2 separate regions of the Homo sapiens genome follow, and region 2 is linked to region 1. Evidence: chromatin contacts called from ENCODE Hi-C or POLR2A ChIA-PET data. All regions are on one chromosome and are shown on one strand. The core of a region is the stretch at or near the end of the contact, and the rest is flanking DNA. Distances in the headings are between cores, read along the strand shown. Region 1 overlaps OPN3 (opsin 3). Region 2 overlaps WDR64 (WD repeat domain 64).

Region 1 (4,844 bases), core at 1,171-3,670:
AAATACCAAAAATTGCAAATTTCAAACCTATACCAAACTGGGGCAGGATGAAAAATATTCTCTCATATTCAAAACTTTTGTTTTGGAATCTGTGTTATAATAAACCACCAGAAGGAAGCCACTGTGAAGATTGGCGAGGGAAGGTAGCGGGGAACTGGGGGATCTATATGGGAGCAGCAAAGACAGCAGTTCCTATCAACAATGACCCTGTTGAAGAAGCACTGATAGGGGTCAGAAAACCTGAGGAAGAAAGCAGACTCCTTATGAATATTCAACACTTGCTCTAGTGCAGTTTTTCTCAACTTGGCGCTTATCGATATTTGGGGCTGGATAATTCTTTGTTATGAGGGAGCTGACCTGCATTGCAGAATGTTGAACAACACCCCAGCCCTCTACCCACTGAATGACAGTAGCATCTGATTCCCAGATGTGAAAACCAGAATGTCTCCAGACTTTGCCAATAAAAGGCCAAACACTCTGGTTTAAAAATCACTGCCTTAATGGGAGAAAATTAGCAAAATTATTTAGATGGAACCTCTTATATCTAAATGTGTACTATTTTTAAGTAGCTTTATTGACTCATATAGGCTTACCCTAAAACTAATGATCTGTACTAATAATACAAGAAGCCAGGACTATGATTGCGATATATTTTACCAGAGATGGGTCCTAGTGGTCCTCTGTTCCTCAGGTTGGAACCTAGAACAGTGTGAAGGCAAGAGGATGACATGGAAGAAAAGAGCCACTGGAAACTGCTAGCTGGTCTTTCAATTAGCAAATCGTTGCGGGGGGGTACCTGTGAAATGTAAGCAATTCCAGGGAATGCAGAGGTACCATACACATAGTCTTTGTTTGAAAGGAGATTACAATCTCCTGACAAACTATTTCCAGTGCAATTCTCATCTTTTGCTTTTTACTTTTCTATCTGGTTGGTACTTATGTTTCAACAGCAGGGGTCATTACCAATGTTATGTATTTATAAAATGAGAACAGAACAATGTACAGCTCATTTCTCCATAATACTTCACTTAAATCATTTTAGGAAATTAACTGTATTATTAATTGCCTAAAAACAAGACTCCAAGCACCTCCTCAGCCATACATTCCCCCAAATTTTTCCTTTAAAGCTGGTAAAATACTGCAATGGTTACACAAGCTTTAACTGTAAACTTAACTTACAAATATAGTAAAATTAACTTATAGTAATGATAAAAAATAAAGTTTCCCCATACTGGGTAATATTTACTTTTATGTCAGAGATGAATACGGAACAAGTAAGAGTCTCAAATGAGCAGCAATAGAGAACTCAAGGGCTTTAATTATATGATGTATAATAAAAAGAAATGGCATAAAACACACTGTACTAGTATCCTCAAGGATTAAACTATAAAATGCCTAAATATGTATCTCATTCTGACTGAATTATAATCAGGTATTCATCTTCCTGCTACACTTTGTCAACCCTGCACCTCTGAATCCAGTCATTCCTCTGATGTGTATGCCTTAATATTAAATAGTTGTCCAGAGTGTATTAGAATTAAATATATATTTAGCAACAAGCAAATGCCAAGAATCATAGGACATCAGCAGGGACCAATGAAGGTATTATATATAAAGATTTTAAGCTCGACATATCAGAATAAAGAGATCGTTTTTCTGATTTCAGGAGTGAACTTAACTCCCTTCTCTTTCAATCGGAGTTGGCCCATTTTATTATAATTATAAAAACTGTAATTTATAGGATTATTTCGCTATTTGTTGAAAAGCCAATCTAAAGTTCCAGAAGCCACCACTTTTTAAATAGTGCTTTATGTGTTACATATTCTTACATGTAATAAATCACTCTTGAGATGCAAGCAAAGCGAAACAGTAGCATTTCATTTCTCATTAATGGGTCTCAATACAAAGTAGGAGAGTCCAGGCAAGTCACTTAACTCCTCCAGGTTTTATCTACAAAGAAACTGGTATAAATACCTGCCCTTTCTTACCTTACACAGTTGTCCTGAGGATCACATAAGAAAATGTAGTTGTCAAGAGAAAAGTATTCCTACAAGTGCTGGAGCAGAACTGTTGTCATATATTTTTGTTATAGCCAAATTCTTTCAGGTGAATCACTCAGCTTTTGTACTGTTCGTGCCTTACAGAAAGCTGGAAGTACTGTGCCCCCTGCTGTTGAAATGTGAATACATTTGGTTGCTGGTTAAAAGGAAATGAACTACACTACAAATACCTCTTTATAATGAAGGTAAAAATACTAAAATAAAAATCTGAAAATTTTCAGAGGAAGCAGCCACCTTTACGCAACAGGAGCATGACTTTCACTTGATCCATCAAGATGAAGGCAAATAAAATTAATCTTAATCAGAATTTCTTGGTATTGAAACTTTATGATCGAATTTCTTTATACTTCCTCTCCCTAAGCCCTTGATGTCCTGGGCTTCTAGACCCAATCCCCTAGAGCTCCTCTTGGCTCCTTCCCCAGGCAAAAGAAAAAGTTTCTGATTAATGTGAAAAACTTAACTCACTGAATGTCATCCGAAATAGACTTCGGAGAGTGTTAAACGATTCGGCTTTTAACCTTTAAGCCACCTGTTTTCAACTGTGTAGTGAGTTTTGGCACCTTTTAAAAGGGATGCCGTGCACAAGGCAGAGACTTCTGTTTTGTTTTTTCTTTTGCCAGGAAACAGGAAGTGCTAGTTACAGTGGGGAGTGAGACGGGTAAAAAATGTTTTAAATGCTCATTAAGGTAAAAGGTACCTTACCTTAAGGAAAACATTCCAACAGAATGTTTGTCAGGTACAGAGCACTTATTTTTGTATCTCTAATTTCCCAGAATAATGCCAATTCATAACCCACAGTAGGTGTTCAATGGATGCTTATTAAATTAAATCACCTTGATTTGGATCTCTCACGCTGACTGGAAGAAAGGGTCTGTCGCATCCTCAGTCCCCCAAGATCTGGCCTTCGCACAGGTCTCTCTGCAAACCAGGTTCGGTCACATCTATGAATCCAACTTTCATCTCCACGGTTTTTAAGATTCCCAAGTGACATGTTTGCATTTAGGGGCATACTTTAATTAGTATATGACGTCTTCATGCTGATGTCCTAGAATGTATTACTAATATTTCTATTACTATTCCTTAATGGTGATCAACTAAGAAAAAATAAATTATGAAGTCCATCTTGACCAAGAATTCCTCCCCACCAAGATTTGTAAAACTTTCTGCCACACATATCTGAAGATGATCTTTTTTGACTTTAACACCTAGAAATGTATATTTTAATTTAAAATAGAATTTTAGAAACTTCTAAGAAATCAGTAATTTTCTCACCAGTTCAGTAAACCACTTTACCAATTAATCTTTTATTTTTTATTGCATACATCAATATTTAACAGAAGAAAAATAAAGAACCCCTAATGTTAAACTGAATTACATGTTATCTTCTGATTCTTTTCAATGTAGACCTAAATTTTCACATGTATCAGTAAACACAATTTATGTTCTTATTAACATTTTTGAATCTCACTTTTTTGCATACAATTTGACATATATCAATATTATTGAATGGCTATATAACATTCTGTGATAGCACTAGCAATACACCAAAATTTACTTAACCATTTCCAATCGTTGGGCTTTTTTCCCCCTTAAAGTTATCTGAGTGGAACTGCTAGAAAACTTTGTACAAATAGCTTTTCTTTCTTTTAAATATTTTCCTGGGCATATGCCACTCAAAGTGAGTATGTCAAAAGATCAGTTATAAAGCCCTTTTTATAGTCTTCTACACAGTTCTCTTAAAAGGCTACTAATACACAATGCTGCTGCTATAAGGACACATGCAATTAAAACAGTTTTGCTAATACAATAGCATGAACTAAGTCAAAGTTGCATTTTTAATATTAGGAAATTTGAATACCATTCAAATTGATTTTTTATATCATTTATACACGATCGCTTTATAAATTTGCCTAAGAGTACAAACCCTTATGGATATGCATATAGTTTTACAAAAACTGAGTGCATCCATGTGTAATGCAAATAGCTTCTTTTAAATTCCATCTTGTTTTGTCTTTTTCCTATTTACTACACATTTAAAACTTTTTCTCTTAGTTGATCTACCTTGCCAATTGCCATGAAGTTCCTTTATACCACTATTGGTGTGAGACTTGTAGTATTTTTCTTTTTATACTTAACATTTTAATTCATTTGGAATATCACATGTAAAGTGGATCTAATCTTTCCACACTGACATCTAGCTAGTCTTTCCACCAGCAGTTATTAATATTTCTTTCTTTCCATTGGCTTATTAATTTCAGTTAAACTTTCTACTTGGCACCACAGAATATTCAGAAAGGTTGCTTAATAGCATGTTTTAAGGATTTGGAGAGCAAGGCTCCCATTTTTTCCCCCTAAATTAAAAAAACTTACATCTTTGCTTGCTTTCCTAAATAATTTATTACAATTATGCCATATTCCACACAGCAACCAGTTGGAATGTTAAATGGAACTGTAGTAAATTTCATACTAATGTCACATATTGGCATTTCTTTGGATGTAGCTTTATATTTTAAAACACATTATCTAACTTAATCCCCACAATAATTCTGTGAAGTATTTCTCTTCTGTAGATGGTGAAATAGATACTAGGAGTGACTTTCCCAAGAGTATACAACTGGTAAGTAGTGAAATGAGAACTGTAATTCTGGTTTTCAAAAAAACTCCCCATCTCCCCATGTACTACTTTTCCACTACACTGGCATGGCTCCCATGGGAGTTTGTTCATGTTTAAAAATATAGCTCTTTAAACTTGCTTCTATTTAGGCATCTTTCTTAATTTATCTC
Region 2 (4,874 bases), core at 916-3,415, 120 kb after region 1:
TTTCAAAGTTCAAAATAATGTAGAAAGTTAACAAATTTTGCCAAACACTGAAACACTGATACAAATCTTTAAATTTGTACATTAGTTGAGGTCTCAAATGTCGTGTATCAGATTAATTAAAATGCTTTAAGCACTATCAGAATTGGAGCTGACAGTGTCTCCTTGGTATGTAATAAGATGGAAAGAGTGTTGGGCCCATACTGACATCTAGAAAAAAAGCAAGCTGATCTATGAAATCAGAACTTTTCTTGAACCTATGCGAGAATCGATGTTGCAGGCAAATAGCCTGAAATCGAAGGAAAGACACAGGAAGGAAAGACTTCCTGGGAAAGACAGGCACTTCCGCGGAAGGCAGGACACAATTACTGTCTTACCTAGGGCAGTGATGAGAAGGAAATTGGGCTGGCATTCAGGTGGGTGAGAATGTAGTCAAATTTGTAAGAATTGCTGAGATCTGAGTGTAGGATAGCATGAGAGTACAGCGCTTCTAAAAGCCAGAAACACAAAGGGACTGTGCGTCCATTCCCATGCTCCTCACAGAGCTCGTCACATGTCACACAGTGCTGGCCTCCCTCATGGTGCAGATGTTGGGGAGAGGAACAGCCAACACTGTGGAGCCACAGAAAGTCCCACCAGCATCCGTCTTACCGACAAAGCAAAAGCCTAAGCCACTGAGGGAAGGGCAGCAAACCCTCCTGCTGATACTGTAGATGAAGACCTATTGTAAGGGAGAAAAAGCTGAGCAAATTCTTCTCTACCTCTTGAGGGGAGATAGGAAAACCTCCTGGGCTCAGACCATTTGACATGCCTTACCACTCAGGGCAGGAGGACTGGGGGTTTTTCAACAACAGAAATTGATTTCTCTCAGTTCCGGAGGCTGGGAAGTTCGAGATCAAGGCGCTGGCAGATCTGGTGTCTGGCAAGGGCCCGCCTCCTGGTTTATAGATGGTGCCTTCTCATTGTGTTCTCACATGACAAAGGGGCAAGGCAGATCCTTGGGGCCCATTTTGTTACTTACTTTTCTTTTTTTGTCTGAGCCACAGCAGATCTCAATTTGGGGCCTTTTTTATAAAGGCACTAATCCCATTCATGAGGGTTCTACCCCCATGACCTAATGATCTCCAAACACCATCACGTTGAGGTTTAGGTTTCAAACAGAAAGTATAATTTTAAGTGTAAGAAAAACACTTGGCCGGGCACGGTGGCTCCTGCCTGTAATCCCAGCACTTTGGGAGGCCGAGGAGGGCAGATCATGAGGTCAGGAGATCGAGACCATCCTGGCTAACATGGTGAAACCTCGTATCTACTGGAAATACAGAAAAATTAGCCGGGTGTGGTGGTGGGCGCCTGCAGTCCCAGCTACTCTGGAGGCTGAGGCAGGAGAATGGTGTGAACCCAGGAGGCGGAGCTTGCAGTGAGCCGAGATCGCCACTGCACTCCAGCCTGGGTGACAGAGTGAGACTCTTGTCTTAAAAAAAAAAAAAAGAAAGAAAGAAAGAAAAAGAAAAGAAAAGAAAAGAAAAACACTCGACACTTTTCTTTCACTTTCCTCCCACGTAACCAACAAAACCACTCCAAGCTTGGCAGTTTCTTACCGGCTGGGATTCCCTCCAACTTTTTATTATCTAATAAGAGCTAAAGTCCTAAAACATGTCAGCACATTAGGAAATGTGACAGATTACTGGAATGATCTTTCACTGTGAATAATAGTCGTGGCATGGTAGCGAATATTCCCATGTTCGGGACTGGGTGTTTAGCACACTGAGAAGCGTTGGGAGAATAACAACAGAAGAGACTCACTTTAGAGCAAAAGCTTAGTAGGAGAGCCTGAGGGTAGATTTCAAGGCGTTGCCTGGTCCTGTTTATTTATTTATTTTTTTCAGCCTGTGACAAATCAAGGCATAAAGGAATAAATTTCATGCACAGCAAGCCTGGGAAGACTCACCCATCTGAGTAGGGAATAAATATAGGATAAATTGTTGGCAGAAAGCTTTCGATCGGATGAATTTTCTCTGAGCGAAAAGCCAAGCTTTCTCTAAGTCATTTTTACCCACATAGTCTTTTTCTCTGTATGCTCAGGAACAGTCAGAATCTGGGACTTTGGCAGTGGGCAGGAGATGAAGGTGTTGCCGGAGGGGAAAGACTGGAAGGAGGACGAGCACTGCCTACGACGCCTCATTTTCCTCAAAGCCCAAGAAAAACACCAGCAGCTGGTCCTGGCCTTGGAGCGCAACGGGACTATCAAAATGATCCAGGTTTACAATCCCACTTCATACTCGTACTGCAGGTGCCCTTTTTGGGAAAATCAAATGAGTCAGTGGATAATCCCCACCATGTAACCCCGCTCTTGGTAGCCAGCTGAAGATGGTATTTATCCTCAGCCTTCCCGTGATGCTCCTCATTAACTTTGCCCAGGTTTAGGCAAAGAGCAAAAAACAATCGCTGCCCAGCCACGGCATGCTGCCCATCAAGCTTCCGCTGAAGGGTTAGTCAGGGTCTCCTAAGGCAGGTGTCAGGAAGGCTAAATTTATACTCAGCTGCCACCTCTGACATGCTTTATACGCTCATATGGGAATAATTCACTGGCAGAACTGCTTTCCAGCAGGCTCTGTCCCTTATAACCCATAATGCATTCAGGAATGCTCAAGTCACTTTTCCAGTTTGTCACCAAAATCGCTTTGTTTATTTTAAGGTTAATGACGCAATCTGCTCAGGGCTGTTTGGGGAGGATTGAGGTAGGCTAATTTATTTTTCCTATGACTCTATTACCACCTGGGAATGCTAATGCCCTCTTCAAATTTATAATGAAGACTAGATCATTTATCCTGGCTATTGAGCGGATCTCACCCCATCACCTCGAACTCAAGAACTCATTGCCTTTACCCTTTTGAAAGCTAAGATCAGAAAAGAAAAGTCTTGTATAGCACAGCAATCATGAAGCACCAGCTTAAGATAACTGATGACCTAAGAATGGGGAAAAAGGAGTGAAAAACCTGCCTGATGTAATATACTCTTCTCTTGTCTGAGTAATCCAAAATGGCACTGTAGAAAGGAATTTCTTAGTAATAATACACTCTACAATGAACGAAATGTTGACTTTTGCTTTACAAAGTGCCATTGTTCATCAGGATGCCCTTCCTACCAGACAATGTCTGTTGTCACAAATGCTCCTTTTTTAAGGGCTGCAAAAAGTAGCATGGAACTATTCACTCACCAAAATTGTTTTTAGTTCTACTGTAGCATTTTTCACATTGATTATTCTGGTTCTGCATTTAGAACCTGCAGATTGATCTTGGTAGGAACTGAAAACCTCTCTTATTTATATTTGTATTCTTGGCCATGCCCAGAGTAGGTGCTCATTAAGGATTAAAATAATTTTAAAAATAAATAGAGAAAGAACCTCTTCTAAAGTAGACAATAGTACATTTATGAGGGGTATTTGGAGAACTTTTATTAATGTTGGAGCGGGCAGCTTTATAATATAATGTTGAAAGTATCCTTATTTACTTATTATTATTAGTGTATTACTATTATTTACTTTATTATTATATCTGCCTATTTGAAATAAAATAATTTGATTTACATACTTATTTTCTAGAATACTTTCATTCATTCATTTTTTTCAATGACCAGTTACCAAATATTTGCCATGTTCCAGAAGGATATTCCCTTTCACCATGAAATGCATAATTTAATAAGGGGGCAGTGATCCACCTACTACAAGTGTTGTGAGTGCTTTCACAAAGTGTCTCAGAAGCTTGTATGGTGGGATGGTTGTCAGACTAATCTGGTAGCCAGGCCATTTTTTTTCCAACTAAAAAGGGAACAAGCTTTATAATAAATTTCTTTCCCTAAATTCCAAACCCCATTTCTCTGTTTGCCCAGAAACTGGAAGGTGGGCAGGTGGAAGTTGGAGCTGAGAGTGGAATGGAGGAAAGATAAACCCAACCTCTATCTCTCTATCTTCCTAGATTCCCAGCTGCCTTAAAAACAAAAACAAAAACAAAAAAACAAACACCCCCATCCCGGCTCCACAAAACCAAAAAGCCAAAACCTGCTTCAGTGATCACATTCAGTTATTCAGGAAACATCGCTGATGCATTATGAGCTGAGAAGGGTCTCCAAAGTATCATGTACTTTTAAATGTGTTCAGACAGTCCTTAACGGCTTAAATATAATATCTCTCTTATGCTTCTGTTCTTGGTTTTATTTTCTCAAGTCTCAGAAAAACCCTTGTGCAACTGCCCGCTCTGGGCACAAATCATCACTGTGCTGAATATTCTGGGCATGATTTCCTAGCCACGTAACAAGAGGGCAGACCGTAAATTGACTGGTCTATTAATACAACTTCATAGAAAACAAGAGAAGAAAACAACAATTCTTCTCATAATCTCAGTTTTAAGGGGATAGAATTGCATTCTGCCTATATGAAACCTTTGGCAAATTTGAGAAAAATTTGCCCCCAAGCCATTGTTGACAAAACCATAGGTTGGTGAGAGATTACTGTTCTAACATGATAAACAAAGCACTATGGGGGTTCCAGGAAGATGATTAATTGACCCCAAAATCATTCAAATTCTAAAGACCCACTTACTTCCCTTCCTTTTAACCACAGTGCTTTATGAATCTACTCATATAGCTGTATTTCTGTGTCCTTTAAAGTAAATGATCTTTCTTTATGAAGCAATTAACATAATAATGCTCTTAGCATTATATGAACTGCTGTTTTCCTAATCAATTCCTAAAGACCTACCAGCCAATTCCAATATAACATAAAAGATTTCACCAATTAGAGATGAAATGTAGAAAATAAGGGTAACTTTTCACAAAGCTACTTTTACTTCATTTAAATTTTAAGATTATATCTTTCCTAC

What was found. A loop is a pair of places that touch in the nucleus more often than their neighbours do. ChIA-PET counts read pairs that join two places held with the same protein, here RNA polymerase II (POLR2A). Pooled maps may share reads with other maps.
Region 2: a loop to region 1 is called in a pooled map, with 2.0 times the contacts of the local background. The contact joins two enhancer-like sites. A Hi-C loop is called at or near these places in 4 of 168 maps with a recorded cell type or tissue (CD4-positive, alpha-beta T cell, CD8-positive, alpha-beta T cell, MCF 10A and 1 more), 1 of 37 single-sample maps with no recorded cell type and 8 of 50 pooled maps. POLR2A ChIA-PET finds 5 or more read pairs at or near these places in 3 of 52 experiments (BJ, K562 and MCF 10A).

Annotation. Positions count from the first base shown.
Region 1 is chr1:241,625,516-241,630,359 of GRCh38, forward strand. All of the region lies in intron 1 of OPN3 (opsin 3), which reads right to left. It overlaps CHML (CHM like Rab escort protein), which reads right to left. Exons shown (of 2, transcript NM_001381853.1): 2 at 3,336-4,844. Among named protein-coding and RNA genes, the nearest start is that of CHML, 12 kb to the right of the region's middle. Within about 2 kb of position 2,421, at least 7 of the 41 ENCODE cell types and tissues checked have a DNase peak (open chromatin) inside an H3K27ac peak, as active enhancers do.
Region 2 is chr1:241,747,468-241,752,341 of GRCh38, forward strand. WDR64 (WD repeat domain 64) reads left to right here. Exons shown (of 28, transcript NM_001367482.1): 14 at 2,080-2,255. Among named protein-coding and RNA genes, the nearest start is that of WDR64, 98 kb to the left of the region's middle. Within about 2 kb of position 2,166, at least 4 of the 41 ENCODE cell types and tissues checked have a DNase peak (open chromatin) inside an H3K27ac peak, as active enhancers do.